Regions from separate parts of the Homo sapiens genome. Here region 2 is linked to region 1. Evidence: chromatin loops called from intact Hi-C (ENCODE). Cell type or tissue: heart right ventricle. All regions are shown on one strand. Each heading gives the region's core, and the rest is flanking DNA. Links, peaks and the distances in the headings are about the cores only.

What was found. Peaks named below come from ENCODE experiments on the same cell type or tissue, not always from the same donor. Only the 100,000 strongest peaks of a DNase experiment are listed, where the experiment ranks them.
Region 2: a loop joins it to region 1, with 10 times the contacts of the local background. A loop is called at or near these places in 50 of 110 quality-filtered maps.

The regions. Positions count from the first base shown.
Region 1 is chr1:185,234,865-185,243,513 of GRCh38, reverse strand. All of the region lies in intron 16 of SWT1 (SWT1 RNA endoribonuclease homolog), which reads right to left. Among named protein-coding and RNA genes, the nearest start is that of IVNS1ABP, 78 kb to the left of the region's middle. In heart right ventricle, for the core only: a CTCF peak has its summit at 4,870; no DNase peak of the experiment used is centred there.
Region 2 is chr1:185,673,683-185,682,331 of GRCh38, reverse strand. LOC107985239 (a long non-coding RNA gene) reads right to left here. Exons shown (of 3, transcript XR_001738340.2): 2 at 2,777-2,883; 3 at 1,427-1,628. Among named protein-coding and RNA genes, the nearest start is that of GS1-204I12.4, 31 kb to the right of the region's middle. In heart right ventricle, for the core only: no CTCF peak of the experiment used is centred there; no DNase peak of the experiment used is centred there; H3K27ac peaks cover 1,761 bases.

The DNA.
Region 1 (8,649 bases), core at 3,573-6,072:
ATTGTATCACTTCTCACTACTGGCAGCTGGTTGGCCTACTGAGGTGCTAAAAGTTATTTAGAGGCACAAGAATATATTTCTCAAAATAGATAAAATTAATCCTAGGCCAGATGTGGTGGCTCACACCTGTAATCCCAGCAATTTGGGAAGCTGAAGAAGATGCATTGCTTGAGTCCAGGAGATCAAGACCAGCCTGGGCAACATGAAGAAACCCTGTCCCTACAAAAAGTACAAAAAATAGGCTGTGTGTGGTGGCACATGCCTGTAGTCCCAAGTACTCCAGAGGCTGAGGTGAGAGGATCACCTGAGCCCAGGAGGTGGAAGTTGCAGTGAGCTGAGATCACAGCACTGCACTCCAGCCTGGGCATCCGAGTGAAACCCTGTTTCAAAACAAACAAAAACCCAACTAGTTAGAATGTATCCTAGAGTATAGGGTATACTCTACCTTTACGCCTTTTATATAACTGCTTTGTAAGAATGAATTAGAACTGATCATCTGGCTTTATCCCATATACTTACTATACATACTTGTTATTTAAGTTAAAATTATTATGATAGCCCTTATTCAGACCCTTCTATTGATTTCTCCCTAATTTCATTTCTTTTACTGGTGTTTAACATCACTGACTTATTAGGTCATTTATTCCATCTGGTGGTTTTAGCATTTCTTAAAACGAGACTTAATAGCAAGGAATTTTAATTAAATATCAGAACAATAAATCATTAGGTAGAATTAGTCAGGTATAAAACAAGAAGTAAATTTTAAATAAAAGAACAGATTATAAATAAAAACTCCATAAACAAGTTAAAATATTTGTTGTCTTCAAGAAGTAATCTTCATATTATATTTAATTGCTTAATTTGGATGTGATTTGATAATTTATGATGGGATACATTTAACTCTGTCATCCAAAACTGAATTATACTGGCCAAGGGAACACTAACACCTAAGTCCACTCTAGGGGCGATGGGAATAACTGCGGCATTTCTCCGCTGATATAAGTATCAGCGGAGGTTACCTTAAAAGGTAAATATAAGGTCTTTATTTCCAATTCTTGAATGACAAATGCTGGGAAACACAGATAAGAGTTTTAGATATGTAAAATGAAATCCAGTTATTCTAAAAATTAAGTCATAGTGATGTATTATCTTCAGTAACATACAGACCCAGGTTTAAAAAAATCAGCTGGTTACTGAAAAATTCAGTCCGACTGATACGTGAATGCCACGTATTTTATCAGCTACTTTAATAAAAATTTTATTACATATTACATTTAAAATTTGATATACACATTAACTGTGCTTGTCAAACTGCAATATAGATACCATAAAAGCTCTTAATAACTGTCTATATTTTACACATATGACCTTATATGTGTCTATAATATAACAAGAACTGCCTGCTTATATTCCCTGAGTCTAACTCTTCCATTAGATCCTATCTTTCCTTCTACTAGCCCTATTTTACATAGTTGATCTAGAGAGTAATCCATAAGTAATAATCTATAGTTGATAAAGTAATCAAGGATAACAATGTAACCCGAAGAGACATTTGGGTGAATTACTGGAGGCTCCATCATCTGCTCCAGACATAAATGCCTTTTTAATCTCCTTAATCTCTCTCTCTTCCAGTCTTTCTCCTTCCTCCTGATTTTCTTATTCTTTAACCTTTCATAGCTTGCTCATCTCTCTTCTATACCTCTTTTAAAACCTCTACATTAACTATTCATCTAATGTCATAATGTAGTATAATTAGCATTCAGCCTTAAAAAAAGTTGCCTTCTATCACAAAGACTATAAAACACTCATTAAATAATCACTTACTGACCATCTACTATGTGTCATTACCTGTGCAAGGCTCCAGATACAGAAAAGTAAGACAGTTTCTGCCCTGGAGGCATTCAAAGTATTAAGGAACTGATTATAAAATAAATTATAAAAAATAAAATTATTTTTTACAAAATGGTGGCATGAAGGATGAAGCAACTAAGTCTTTTCATTTTTAAACAATAAATTGTATTATTTTTTCTTACTCAACAAAGCAACTGATATACTTGGTGATGAAAGGACAAGGTGTTGAAAGTCTGAGAAGGTAACTAAGTGATATCTGAGGAGCTGTGAAACCCTAACTGAAGAGTGGGAGGTGAAGCCTAATTATCTAAGGGTGAAAAGGCCAAGCCTCAAAGAAAGTAGGTCAGACACAAACATGAATAAACCCCTCCACTCTAGATAACAATGGCTGAATATTTTGCACACTGCAATGAGTTCAGAGTCTAAAAAGTCACTTCTAAACTTCAAAGGATGAAGTTTTTAAGGTCTTTATTTTCTACACATTAGCATGCCTGTGACAGAATCTTTAGTTTCAACAACTAGTTTAAAGAAGTAGCCTAAAGTGTGTTATCTTTGTGTAAAGTAAAGGATGACCTATTCTAAATAACCTTTTCCAAAATCTTAAGAGGTCAACTATCAATATATACAGTAAGTCAAAGAGGCGAAGTTAATAAAATTTTATCTCAAAAGCAAAAATCAGTATCTTTGAAGCATATTAGTGGATCTGAAAAGCTACTGTGATTTTAAGGTTTCTTTTCCCAGAAATAATGCATAAATATACCATATATGGTCTGTTCTTACGTTAAAATGGGGTAGGAGATTAAAAGGAAAATTAATTTTTAGAGGTTTAATAAGAAAACAAAATATATGCAAATCACACCCAAAAAACCCCAAACTTCATGACTGCAATTATTTTAGAAAAATAGCTGTCTAAAGTATTCCAAACTAAAGCCACAAGAATGTGACAGAGGTTATTAAAACTTAGAAGATTAAACAACTCAATAAAAATTAATCATCTTCCTTTCCTAAATTGAAACTGAGGTTTTATTTTCCAAAATCCTGTTCTATGATCAAGTACAAATGCCCATGCAGCATATGATTATGTCCAAACACAACGGTTAGCAGTCATTTATTGCTAAATTTAAATATGACCAAACAAAATGACAGCTAGAAAAAAAACTAAGCTATATACACTTGAGATATCTTTTAATATAAAAGCATGTCCTCAAAATGCACCTATTTATAAGGAATAGAAATTCCCTCTGCCTCTTTCCCACCCCAAATATGAGTCAAAATAATAAACCAAGAAAACACTCATTATCTCAAACATTTCAAATAAAGCTACTTCAGTTCATGAAACTCACATATGCAAAGTTTTACATGTTAAACCAAACATATTTGGGCATGAGCTAGTATATTTTTGGATTTAAAATATTACCTTTTTTTGTTTTTTAAAACATAATTTCTACCTTATTTTATAAAGGTGAAATACAAACATAAAACCTAAGCAAGTTAAAGTTTCTCACCTTCACCCTCCTTCTTAGCTTCTAAATCAGGCAGCTAGCTCATCATCTATTTCACAGAAACAGAAACATATCTACAACACTTGTATTGTTGCTTTGAATATTAGCTTTCAAGTTGAAGCTGCACGCATTTACAGTGTGCCTCAGAGTTGGATTACATGACCTGTTTAGTTAACTCTGCAAAGATGACAGTTTAAGCAAAAATACATGTAGACAATGTTTTTGATCAATATAGAAAGTAGAACTTTCCCTATTTTTAGAAATTTGCAATTCAACTCTCCAATTAATTTTGTTCCAAATGAAACTTTATCATCTTTATATACTAAGCAAAAGGTTTCTGTGGTCTTAAGAGTTACTTGATCAATCTAGACATAAGTTTACAAAAGTATAAATTAAGACTATGTAGTACTGACCAAAAACAAATCTTAAAACACTTTTGTCTATCTGAAAAAAAAATTATCAACATTGTCCTTGGCTATCTAGTGGTTAGATGAGAAAACTATTAACAAAAGTGCTCAAATTAATCCTGTATACATATAAAAGAAAAGATGAGGAGAGAAGCAATTTCTAAATGAATAGCAAATAAGCTAATTGAAGTTCTTCTCCTACCTAAAAAGAAAGTGTTCAGAAAATATAGGAATTTGCAAGATCCTCATCCCTTTTCTAACTTTGCAAAATTAGGTATTTTGCTGCCAAATATATAACCATACCGACAACTGCTCCACTAATTTTTCAATCTTAACCACAATCATGTTTAGAGTTTTCTTAAAACTGAAATACACATTTTAAACATTTCAAACTTCACATATCAACTTTAAGGAAAAAGCAAGATTAGCGCATGTAAACATAGTTAGAAAGTATTTTCACATACATCATTTCATACACTCTTCTAAAGAAGGTACCAGGATTCTCATTTAACAAGGAAAGAAACTGTGACTTAGAGGGTAAATGACATGCCCAAAGTCAGCTACAAGGGGATAAATCTAGAACTAGAACCCAAAGCTGTTAGTCTATCAAATATGTTTTCATTCACTTCTTTAACTGAAAGGCCAAGCTAAAGATCACCTGATTATCGAGCCCCAATATAACACTATATATGATCTACTATTTTTAAGATAAAAGGGAATAGAGCTAACATATAATCACTGAGCATGCATCTCAAAACCAAATGAAACTAGGTCATTTTAGCAAGCATCAAAAATGCTAATTTGCAGTCACTACAAATTGCATGCAATTTCAATATTTAATTTTAAATTTAAATTAAATTGTAAAATTTTAAAACAATATTTAGCAAAAAAATTTTTAAACTGAGCTTCTTTTGATTTAACATGATTTTGTTTCTTGAAAGATTTTAAGCACTACATGTACACTTGAAAAAATAATTATTAACTTTTATTAAATTTTAATTTAAATGCCTATTATCTGCCCGGTTTAAAAAAAAAAATTCACAATTTTGTAGTTTCCTGTTGATAAGTGAATGGTGAGTTAAGCAAACCAGTTTATTCACAATGCTCCCTACTGGTAGCTCAAGAGAAAAGCATTCTCTAATGTAACATTACAAAAAATTGCATTAGTTTTATTAAATGTGATCTCTCACCACCTGCATACAAATCCCCTGGAAAGCTTAAAAATACAACTTCCTTGCTCTACACAAATACCTACAGATATTTTTATTTAAGTTAGTCTGGGATAAAACCTTAAACTTTACATTTGTAACAAATTCCCCAACAAACAAGTTAAGAATTGCTGATGGTTAGTAATACCAACACCTTGCTCTCAAAGCACAATAGTAACCCCATGAAATGCTCTGGGAAGGTATTATTATGGCTGTTTTATGAACACTGAGGCTCAAGATAGCTTTAAAAATTTTCCCCAAGCCAGGCAAGGTGGCTCATGCCTGTAATCCCAGAATTTTGGGAGGCCAAGAAAGGAGGATCACTTGAGCCCAGGAGTTCAAGACCAGCCTGAGCAATATGGCAAACCCCATCTCTACAAAAAATACAAAAATTAGCTGACTGTGGTGGCATGTACCTGTAGTCCCAGCTACTCAGGAGACTGAGGTGGGAAGACTGCCTGAGTTCAGGAATTCGATGCTACAGTGAGCCGTGATTGCTCCACTGTACTCCAGCCTGGGAAACACAGTAATACTCTGTTTAAAAAAAAAAAAAATCACCCCAGGTCACATGCTAAAAGGTAGCAGAGCTACCAATCTTTTCTTATCCCTAGTGCTAGGTGTCCTTAAGATGAAAGAGTAACAAATTGTATTAGCCTTAAAATTCAAGTAATTATTTCTTTTAGATACTGCTTATGTAAGCAATACATGCTAAATCTTCTTAACCCTGGTTCCACCCACATCAGTTGGGGAGTCTGTAGAAATGTCTGACCAGGTCCCATTCTCAGATTCAGATTTAATAGGATTAAGGTAGGGCCCAACCACTGTTACTTTAGTATTATTATTATTTTATTATACTTTAAGTTCTGGGGTACATGTGCAGAATGGGCAGGTTTGTTACATAGGTATACACGTTCCATTGTGGTTTCCTGCACCCATTAACCCATCATCTACATTAGGTATTTCTCCTAATGCTATCCCTCCCCTAGACCCCACCCTGACAGGCCCCAGTGTGTGATGTTCCCCTCCCTGTGTCCATGTATTCTCACTGTTAAATTCCCACTTATGAGTGAGAACATGCAGTGTTTGGTTTTCTGTTCTTGTGTTAGTTTGCTGAGAATGATGGTTTCCAGAGTCATCCATCTCCCTGCAAAGGACATGAACTCATCCTTTTTTATGGCTGTATAGTATTCCATGGTGTATATGTGCCACACTTTCTTTATCCAGTCTATCATTGATAGGCATTTGGGTTGGTTTCAAGTCTTTGCTATTGTGAACACCGCTGCAATAAACATATGTGTGCATGTGTTTTTATAGTGGAATGACATATAGTCCTTTGGATATATACCCAGGAACGGGATTGCTGGGTCAAATGGTATTTCTAGATCTAGATCCTTGAGGAATCATCACACTGTCTTCCATGATGGTGGAAATAATTGCCACCAACAGTGAAAAAGCATTCCTATTTCTCCACATCCTCTCCAGCATCTGTTGTTTCTTCACTTTTTATGATCGCCATTCTAACAGGTGTGAGATAGTATCTCATTGTGCTTTTGATTTGCATTTCTCTAATGACTAGTGATGATGAGCTTTTTTCATGTTTGTTGGCTGCATAAATGTCTTCTTTTGAGAAGTGTCTGTTCATATCATTTGCCCACTTTTTGATGGGGTTGTTTTTTTCTTGTAAATCTATTTAAGTTCTTTGTATATTCTGGATATTAGCCCTTTGTCAGATGGATAGATTGCAAAAATTTTCTCCCATTCTGTAGGTTGCCTGTTCACTCTGATGATAGTTTCTTTTGCTGTGCAGAAGCTCTTTAATCAGAACCCATTGGTCTATTTTGGCTTTTGTTGCCATTGCTTTGGGTGTTTTAATCATGAAGTCTTTGCCCATGCCTATGTCCTGAATGGTATTGCCTAGGTTTTCTTCTAAAGTTTTTATGGTTTTAGGTCTTATGTTTAAGTCTTTAATCCCTCTTGAGTTAATTTTTGTGTAAGGTGTAAGGAAGGAATCCAGTTTCAGCTTTCTGCATATGGCTAGCCAGTTTTCCCAACACCATTTATTAAATAGGGAATCCTTTCCCCATTGCTTGTTTTTGTCAGGTTTGTCAAAGATCAAATGGTTGTAGATGTGTGGCATTACTTCTGAGGCCTCTGTTCTGTTCCATTGGTCTATGTCTCTGTTTTGGTACCAGTACCATGCTGTTTTTGTTACTGTAGCCTTCTAGTATGGTTTGAAGTCAGGTAGCGTGATGCCTCCAGTTTTGTTAGGATTGCTTAGGATTTTTTATTTTTTGCTTAGGATTGTCTTGGCTATGTGGGCTCTTTTTTGGTTCCATATGAAATTTAAAGTAGTTTTTTCCAATTCTGTGAAGAAAGTCAATGGTAGCTTGATCGGAATAGCAGTGAATCTATAAATTACTTTGGGCAGTATAGCCATTTTGATGATATTGATTCTTCCTACTCATGAGCATGAAATGTTTTTCTATTTGTTTGTGTCTTCTCTTATTTCTTTGAGCAGTGGTTTGTAGTTCTCATTGAAGAGGTCGTTCAAATCCCTTGTAAAAGTTGTATTCCTAGGTATTTTATTGTCTTTGTAGCAATTGTGAATGGGAGTTCACTCTTGATTTGGCTGTTTGTTATTATTGTAAAGGAATGCTTGTGATTTTTGCACATTGATTTTGTATCCTGAGACTTTGCTGAAGTTGCTTATCAGCTTAAGGAGATTTTGGGCTGAGACGATGGGGTTTTCTAAATATACAATCATGTCATCTGCAAACGGAGACAATTTGACCTCTTCTCTTCCTATTTGAATACCCTTTATTTCTTTCTCTTGCCTGATTGCCCTGGCCAGAACTTCCAATACTATGCTGAATTGGAGTGGTGAGAGAGGGCATCCTTGTCTTCTGCCAGGAATGCTTTCAGTTTTTGCCCATTCAGTATGATACTGGCTATGGGTTTGTCGTAAATAGCTCTTATTATTTTGAGATACATTGTATCAATACCGAGTTTACTGAGAGTTTTTAGCATGAAGGGCTGCTGAATTTTGTCAAAGGCCTTTTCTGCATCTATTGAGATAATCATGTGGTTTTTGTCTTTGGCTCTGTTTATATGCTGGATTACATTTATTGAATTGCGTATGTTGAACCAGCCTTGCATCTCAGGGATGAAGCTGACTTGATCATGGTGGATAAGCTTTTTGATGTGCTGCTGGATTTGGTGTGCCATAATTTTATTAGGATTTTCGCATTGATGTTCATCAGGGATATTTGCCTGAAATTTTCTTTTTTGTTGTGTCTCTGCCAGGTTTTGGTATCAGGATGATGCTGGCCTCATAAAATGCATTAGGGAGGATTCCCTCTTTTTCTATTGTTTGGAATAGTTTCAGAAGAAATGATACCAGCTCCTCTTTGTACCTCTGGTAGAATTCAGCTGTGAATCTGTCTAGTCCTGGACTTTTCTTTTGGTTGGTAGGCTATTAATTGCTGCCTCAATTTCAGAACTTGTTACTGGTCTATTCAGGGATTCGACTTCTTCCTGGTTTGGTCTTGGGAGGGTGTATGTGTCCAGAAATTTATCCAATTCTTCTAGATTTTCTAATTTATTTGCATAGAGGTGTTTATAAGTAGTCTCTGATGGTAGTTTGTATTTCTGTGGGATTGGTGGTGATATCCCCTTTATCAT
Region 2 (8,649 bases), core at 2,364-4,863, 440 kb before region 1:
AACTCACTTTGCTCTTTTACCATAACTTTGAACTTAATTTTATTGGTGCCACTGCAGTGACAATATTTCAGAACCTATGAAAATCTTGCTCAGTGATGACACAGCCCAATAGCTAGAGCTATCCTTCAACACATTTAATTCCATCAATTTTAAGGTAAAGTATACTTTGCAAAAGCTACTAACAATTCATAGAGCATAACGAAGCAGAAGGGAAGATCACTGTTGCAAATTTTCCAGTATAGCCGCACTAGATAGGCCCAATTTTATATGATCTTCACCATCATGGTATTACACAGGGCCTGCACCTTGAAGAAGCCGAAAACGTTCTTATGAAATGAACACGTGAATAAATCTCATAAGTTTGGACTAATGAAACAGGGTCAAATACTAAAAGCCTATAATATACAAGGGCATCCATATATAGTTTCATTTTTCTAAGAGTACATTAAAGCCAAAATATGTATCTTGATCAATGACTTTGGATGACCACGGAGGTCTACAGAAAAAAAAAAAAACTGGGAAAACTCTTTTAATGGTGGCCAAAATAATATTTTGATCAATTACCTGAATGTAAATGACACTTATAAATATTCAACTATGTGTTCAAAATATTTAAGAATATTTAAGGCTAGTAATTTATAGTATTAGTAGTAATTTCCATTATCTATGAAGTATCATATTAAACCAAGATAAGTACCTACCAACTCTAAACTTGCAGCTTTCTCTAATATGGGGCCGGCACCTAGCTGCTGAAGTCAGAAACCTGGCTTGAACCCTATCTTGGACTCCCTTTTTTCCTGGCTCCATTACCCTAATTACCAAAGTATATTGTCCTATGACCCAACAATCTTTTCCTTTTGTCTACCTGGAAACCTCCCACTTCTCCTTCCAATTCACAATTCTGTATAGCTAACCTGACTCTCCCAGACAGACTTAGGCCTTCCTTATGTGTAATATACCTTAGCCATACTTCTGTTGTATCATATTACTATATCATTATATTATAATTATTCAAACCTCTCCTTGCTTGGGAAGGGGCTGTTCAGAACCAATTCGGCTGAATACATTGGTGGAGCAAACCCAAGCCAATATCCACAAGAGGGAGCCATAAATCAGGAATCAGAGGTCAGAAACAAACACTAGCTCCAAGAGATCAGATTAAAAGGGTAAATGACTAGTTAATGGGTGCAGCACACAAGCATGGCACATGTATACATATGTAACTAAACTGCACATTGTGCACATGTACCCTAAAACTTAAAGTATAATAATAATAAAATAAAATAAAAAAAAAATTTTCAGGAAAAAAAAAGAAAGGGTACCTGGAAGGCTGAGCTAAGTAAGATCTGGGAAGTGAGGGGAAGGATAGAAATGCGAGCAGGTTAGCTAAAGGAAAACAGTTCAGAATAATTGCCACAAACACTGATGGGTCTGAAACTCACATTTACTCAAGGGAGTTCTGTTGCATGGAGATTATTAAGCTATTTTAACACAGCCAACACAAGGAAATCAGTCAGGGTGTTCCATTATTTGCCAGATGAATGGTCAGCTATTTCGGAGGGTAGAGGTCTGATCTCTTCTCCCAGGTAAAGTAAAGCCAGGGCCTTGGCTCAGCTGGGATTCCGGAGCTGAAAGTACATAGGAAGTGAGTCTGTGGGGCACGCTGGTTGCTGTAGGTGACAGCAGAGGGGAAGTGACATCTGTGGCTCAGAGAAAGGGTAGAAGGAGCCAAAGAGGCTCCAAGGCCCTCATTCATTTATTCAATAAACATAGAGTAAGGGCTTAATGTGTGCTAAGCACTGTGCCAGAGCCGTGTGACCTCATGGTGAAAGAGAGCCTTCATAAGTGAGAGAGTGTTAGAGAAGTAAAAAACAGAATTTTGAAGATCATGTTCATCAGGGGTTGCTCAGCTAGTGGTTAAGTTCAAGGAGATGACGAAGACAAGAATGGGACCCAAACCAAGGGTAGGAGCAAAGATTCAGTGAACTGATAAGAAGAGCCAGTGGCATTCAGGAAGCCAGCCTGGGAAGATAGGCAGAGGTAGCAGTGCATGCAGCGAAGTGTGTGCTTCAGGTGTCTGAGCCCAAGGGGGAGGGCAGGTGAGGAGCTGAACCTGTTTATAGAGGAAGGAAAGAGTCATGGACACAAGTTCACCTCTAGGCTGTAGCAAGGACACAGTGGGCGATAAAACATTCATTTGTTGAGTAACTTAACAAATGATGAATGAATGAATGAATGAATGAATATGACTGTCCTCCCTTTCACATTGTTTGATTTAATTAGTTTGATCCTTGAAGAGTATTTGAAGCAGTAAGTCTTAGAAACTTCTGTCCTGATTGCCCAGGTTGTATAAAATCTAGCACCTTTTCTTCTTTTTACTGCTCTATTTCCTGTCCTGTTCCTTCTGACTCTCCTTAACATTCTAGAGCTCTTTGAATCTCATGAGTCAAAGAAAGGAAAGGGAGTGAAGCTGAGCCATCAAGTTGCATATTTGGGGCAAATCATAGCAAAAGACTTGCTGCAGAAACAATCGATTGTTTTAGATTTTCATTTGGCTACATTATCCTTCTATCTATACCACAGGTGTAATAAAAACTGTTATTTTACTTTGCCAGTGGAGAGTGTATCCAAGTGGTTTACAGTTCACAGCTAAATAAAACACTATTTGGGTTCTCATTAAAACCTTGTTAGGATGTTATATAATAGAGGAAGAAGCTTAGAGGGACAGCAAGGCCATTTGATGCTTTGGAGCACGTATTGTCTTCCCACTCATTACCTTGCCAACGTGAGTGTGCACAGTTGGTCCTTCCAGCAAGCTCCGGACCTGCCTCTTCACATCCTTGGCTGCATTACTGAGAATCTGTCAGCTCATTCTCCTCACCCCTGGGGGGAATCACACAAGGAAGTTCAGTCAGGGTCAAGGTGCCTTGTTTCTCTTCCTCTTCAATGGATTTACTCTATAATCCTATTTGTCCTGCCAAATGAAAGGAAATCCTCATTGTCTTTTCACACTTCAGCTTCCCTAACGCAAGAGCTATCTTAAGAGTTATGACTAAGTTACCAACTTGCTTCACGTAGGTATTTGTTTTTTCCTGGAATGGTGATGGGATCAAGGCCCAAATCTATGAAACAGTTTGTGAGAATTTTTGGAACTATAAGGCATTTGTCAGGATGGATAGTGGTGGTTTGATGTTGATCTTACTCATTTTCATTTCTGTTATTCTCTGAGAATTTTAACCATGTTATTTGAAACTTCTTCACAAAAATGACTTAATGATAAAAATTTCAGAAGAGCAAAATGTTAATAAGCCCCAGTTCCTAATCTGGTCTGTGTCTAGTAATAGTTAATGCCTCAAAATTTCAGGATTATTAAAAATAAGTCTTCTTAAAGTTGAAATAAACCTTTTTCTGTTTCTTCAGGTAATTGAAAGGATGCCATATGTTATTTTAAATGCAAAAATATTGTATCTCAAAGGATCAAAGGATCCAATTGGATCTCAGAAAAATGCTATCTAGAGAAAAACTACCATTATAAATCATAGAATTATAAAATAATAAGGTGAAAATGGTCTTAAAGGTCAGTGCAATAATTGATAGTCTTGTCCCTTTGCAGATGAGGAAGCTAAGGCTGCTCAAATGACATGATGTGTACATGATGACAAAACTCATGAATTCATGAATTCAAACACGAATCTTCCATTCCCCAAAGTCCAAGCCCATGTACAGAAAATTCTAGGCCACTGCACATCCTCCCTTTTATAATTGCACATTTAGTAATACAAGCTTCATATTAAATTTCCAAGCTCATATCTGGATTGAAGAATATGTCTCCATGCATATCGTTAAACATTTCCAACAGGTTTTTTTTTTAAATTTATTGCATTTGGCCTTTATTCTCAACTCAAAAGCTTGGTATAAGTGCAAGCCTTTTGGAATTTTTTAAAAGATAAAGATTTCCTTTGTGTCTGAGATCTAGATTTTCCTCAGACCTTATTTCAACTTGGTTAGTTCAATTTTCCTCTTTAAAACTCCTTTATTTTCATTTAACTAAGGAAGTGTGTTCATCATGTACCTTCTTACCTCTTGAAATATTTGTTTTGTTTAGCCATAAAAGTCCAAATGCAATTTAACACCTAAAAAGAGAAGAGGTGCAATTGTAAAACTGTAACAATTTTGCTAAATTGAGCAGTACTTCTTTAAAAATCTTAGGAAATATGAATTCTTCTATTATGAGCTATACACTTGTTATCACTGAAAGATAATTACTACTTTTCTAAACTCAGCCAGTGAGGTATATAATCCTAATGTCCTTTCTCCAAGGTAAGAAATGGTCATCTTTCTGGATATTAAAAGACAATAAATACATCAATTAAATTAAAAAGATGAAGATTATTAAAGTGATTTAACAGATTTAAAGATTATTAGAGTTCATTTGGAGCTGACTACAGCTCCAAAGGATGAATATTAAATGAAACTTATTAAATAATTTTTAATTCAAATCAATTTCATATTCTTGAGTTGTTCATCAAAAATAAATGCTGACATGTTATCATCCAACAAGTTCAAAGCACTTCCTGTTTGGTAAAAAAGGAGACCTAATGTTCTGCATAATCACGTTGTCTTGAGAAAAGACTTCGGTTTTACAGAAATTATTCTCTCTCCCATGCCAGGAATTGAAGGAGGGAAAAGAGAAAAAAAAAAGTTCTTGGGTAGAAAAATAATTCTTGTAGTATCATTATTAAATTTGGCTACAAACAGTATTGGTATGCTTTATGTCTAAAATAGTACCATTGGAATTGCTTTAATGGATGAATAATTATTTTACAATGTAACCATGGATTTTATCAAAATACCTCCCTTACGTAAGGCAAAAGTGAGCAAGTTTAAAAACAGTAACTCATGATCACCTGCTACTGTAAAAATCCAGTGATATGCATACCTTTCATTCAGAAGTTAGTAATGCCCTCTAGATCTCTCTTTTTATTCTGCACCTTTGTCAACCAACCCACTTTATGGCTATTAAGTCCCTAAAGCTTCTGAATCCTCTACAGCTCATCTCAAAACAAAAGCTAACCACCTGACATGCAGGGCTGGTTGTATGAAAATACAACAATCCCTCTCCAAGACCATGATAACCTGAGTCAACAGCGAACACATTAGTGAAATACAATTGTTGGCTTATGGAGTAATTCCAGTTAGCCACTGAGCATGAGGTATCTTCTAATTCTTCCATTGTTTAAAGATTAATTCCATTTGTTTGCCAGTAAGCCAAGTGGACATAAAAGATGAAACAATGAAATCATGAGTTGATCTGGTCCACCTAAAATAACTCCCACTACTTAAAAAAAACTTAAATTAATTCAGTTTTTGCTTTAATAAAACATATTTAAATGGAAACTTCGAGCTATAATAAGCAGTATTCTTCAAACTATAAAAAAGACTAAAATTCTTTATATCAAAGTTTTTCACTGATGTATAGGACAGTCTAGATTTCCTGAAAGAAAACAAATAGACCTCTATAAAGGTAACATAAATGTATACCACCACTACTGCCACCAAAGTAAAAAATACCATACTTTTTTTCAAAACAAAATAGTTAAAGACTAGGATAGCTGATCTAGAAGGAACCCTAGAAGGTATCTCACCTTGCCCCCTGACATTTGATGGAGAAAAAACTGGGAAGCAGATAGTTCACTGATTTAAGTTAGACACAGGTCAGTGGCTAAGCATGTAACTAAACTATAAGTAGACTAATAGTTGCATGAATCTCTTCTCTGCTCTTTTTATGTAGGACAGAGTTCACTGTCATCCTCTTGCCTTCCCTTTTAGGATCCTCTCTGCTATCCACTTGTCACAAGTGCCTAATCTATGCTCTATTCCTAAAGAGTCTGACTTTCCCAGTTAACTATTAAGTTTGGAAAATAATCTCTTAAACTAGAATGTAGTCTTAAACCAAAATGTAACTATGGCATATTAACAGATGTTGTCTAACAACAGTAGTCTCTAGTCAAATTGGTTTGGAAAATTCTAGGTTAAGCAAAGGTTTCTTTTCTGTAGAATAGTTTCAGAACTTTAATATGCTGATGTGCATTGTGAGTCTTCAGGTATGCATATCTCAACCTTATTAGATTATGGCAACTTTTTTTTACAAAGCAGATATCATAGATAGTATAATAAAGTGAAACACAATTTGAAAAACACTGTGACACAGCTAATTCCTAATAAGCTTATCTTGGATGTATACTTTCCAAAAATATAGGTACTTTTAGTAATTATTAATAAAATGAATTGTCATTTTGATCATTTAAAATACATAGTAGAAAATTAAACTGACCTCTATTTATACTAGCTAATGATAAGAAGAGATCCAGAGCCTTTTAAAATTGACTTTTGGAAGATTAAAAAGGCTTTAAGATGTGAAGAAATTAAAACTTAAGATGGCACTTCATATACTGTGAAATGAGATGCTGAGGGTGGATGACAGGAGAACTCTACCAGTTAACATCAGATTACTTCACGTCGGTATCTGCTCCCTTGTGAATAGAGGTACCATTTATTCAGCACTTGCTGCATGCTACACTGTGCTAAGCACTTTATTTACACCAGCTCTAGAAGGGTAGAGCCTATTACAATTCAAACCCAAGCTGGTCAAGTTTCAAAGCCTATGCTATTAATCTGACTATGACACACCTTCCCCAGCCTATCCCAGTTAGCAAAATTCAAATAATTCACATGAACTCTGCTTTTTCTTCCATACTGCAACTCCTGAAAGTGCCAAGATGTAAGCCAGAATTCTGCCCATATTTCAGAACCATTTCCCTCTCCTTCAAGCTGCCTGCTTGTCATTTTGTGTAAGTTTTATGATTTCATTTTAGAACAGCACTTCCCATATATTCTCAGGGTTTATTACTATCATTCCTTACCAAGGTGTGCTTAGGCAGAAGAACGGATACACTCACCAGCACATTGTTCATTTTTAGGTACTTAGTTTTAAATAAAATGTGCAGTTTAAATAAGAATGAAGCAGAAAGTTAAGTAGAGAATAAGAATTTTTATCATTTCGCTCAATGAATGCCTACCATTTAAAAATTTTTAATGCAATCTAATTCTAAATGCATCTACTCAGCACAATGAGAAGAGACAGAGAGAAATAAGTGGACCCTTCTTAAAGTGTTTACCATCTTTCTACAAATCCTACCTGACATGCCTCTAGGAATATTTTCTCAGACAACAGAAACTGAGATGCAATGAATTCAGTTACTTTACATAGAAAAATTGTTGCCTAACATCCTATATAGTTTGAGTGAGTTAACTTTCATAGCCCATTATTTTCACTTATTAAAAGAGAGATAAAAGAAACTTCTTTCATGTTCTGTTCATTCCTCTGTTTTTCAATTTCTCTACAGGAATTTTTGTCCACATCATGCATGAAAGACACAGTAGAGAACAGAGCTATCGTCCAACTGCATCAGATCTTACTGACTGTTGCTTCAATTAACTAAAACTTTCAGAAAAACAATATCTGTCCTCAGGAACCTAAGCAGTTGCCTCCACTTCTCCCATTTATTTTGTAGGAGTCTATACATAATTCCATAATCTTTAAAACTGAGACCCCTTGAGATTGCGTTTTTAAAGTAATGTTGAAAAAGATTCTACTGCTGAACATTTATTTTCGGTCTCTAATGAAGGGAGAGAGTAACCTTCATTCCTGAAGAGTTGTGACAATGTAAACATAAAACATTTATCTAGAATTTGGTCAGAGGAGCATATATGAAAGTCACCAGAATGTGCTAAATCATGACCATGACCATAACAATAGAAACGGGAGAAAAAAAGTTGTCAGAAGCTTAGAGCCATGTTTTCATAGGGGTGGAGGGGCACAGAGAGGATGTATTGCTCTTCGTCTATCTTGAGCAAATGTTTGCTTTGGTCTATTTTTACTTCCTCTCCCACTTCCTACTAAACATGTCGCACTAGAGTCAGTCATGTCAATATTTAAAGGGACTCATTTAGCAGCTGCATTGTCTCCACTTCCCGTCATCACGGAACACTAATGTTAGCTGTTGTCTACTTTCAAAATAAGTTTTAAACATAGTTATCTCCATCCTTATGCCCTCTTCCCACAATTGACTTCCACATTTTCAAATCAAACCACTTCTAATAATAGTTCATCAGTTCTGAAGTTCTACTTTGTGTTTCATATTCAGTGTTCCAAAGAAGCTGAAGGAAAGATACAAAATTAATGTATTAATTCAATTTACTGACCTTCTGAATCAGATCTCTCCAGTAGCAAACCCTGGGCATCTGCATTTTCTTATTTTTTAAATAATTGCCTTTCCTTATTTAAAACTTTTATAATCAGGGGCCGTGCGCAATGGCTCATGCCTGTAATCCCAGCACTTTGGGAGGTGGAGGGAGGTGGATCACCTGATGTCAGGAGTTTGCGACCAGACTGGCCAACATGGTGAAACGTGAAACTCTGTCTCTACTAAAAAATACAGAAATTAGCCAGGTGTAATGACAGGTGCCTGTAATCTCAGCTACTTGGGAGGCTGAAGCAGGAGAATCGCTTGAACCCAGGAAGCAGAGGTTGCGGTGAGCTGAGATTGCGCTATTGCACTCCAGCCTGGGTGACAGGAGCAAAACTGT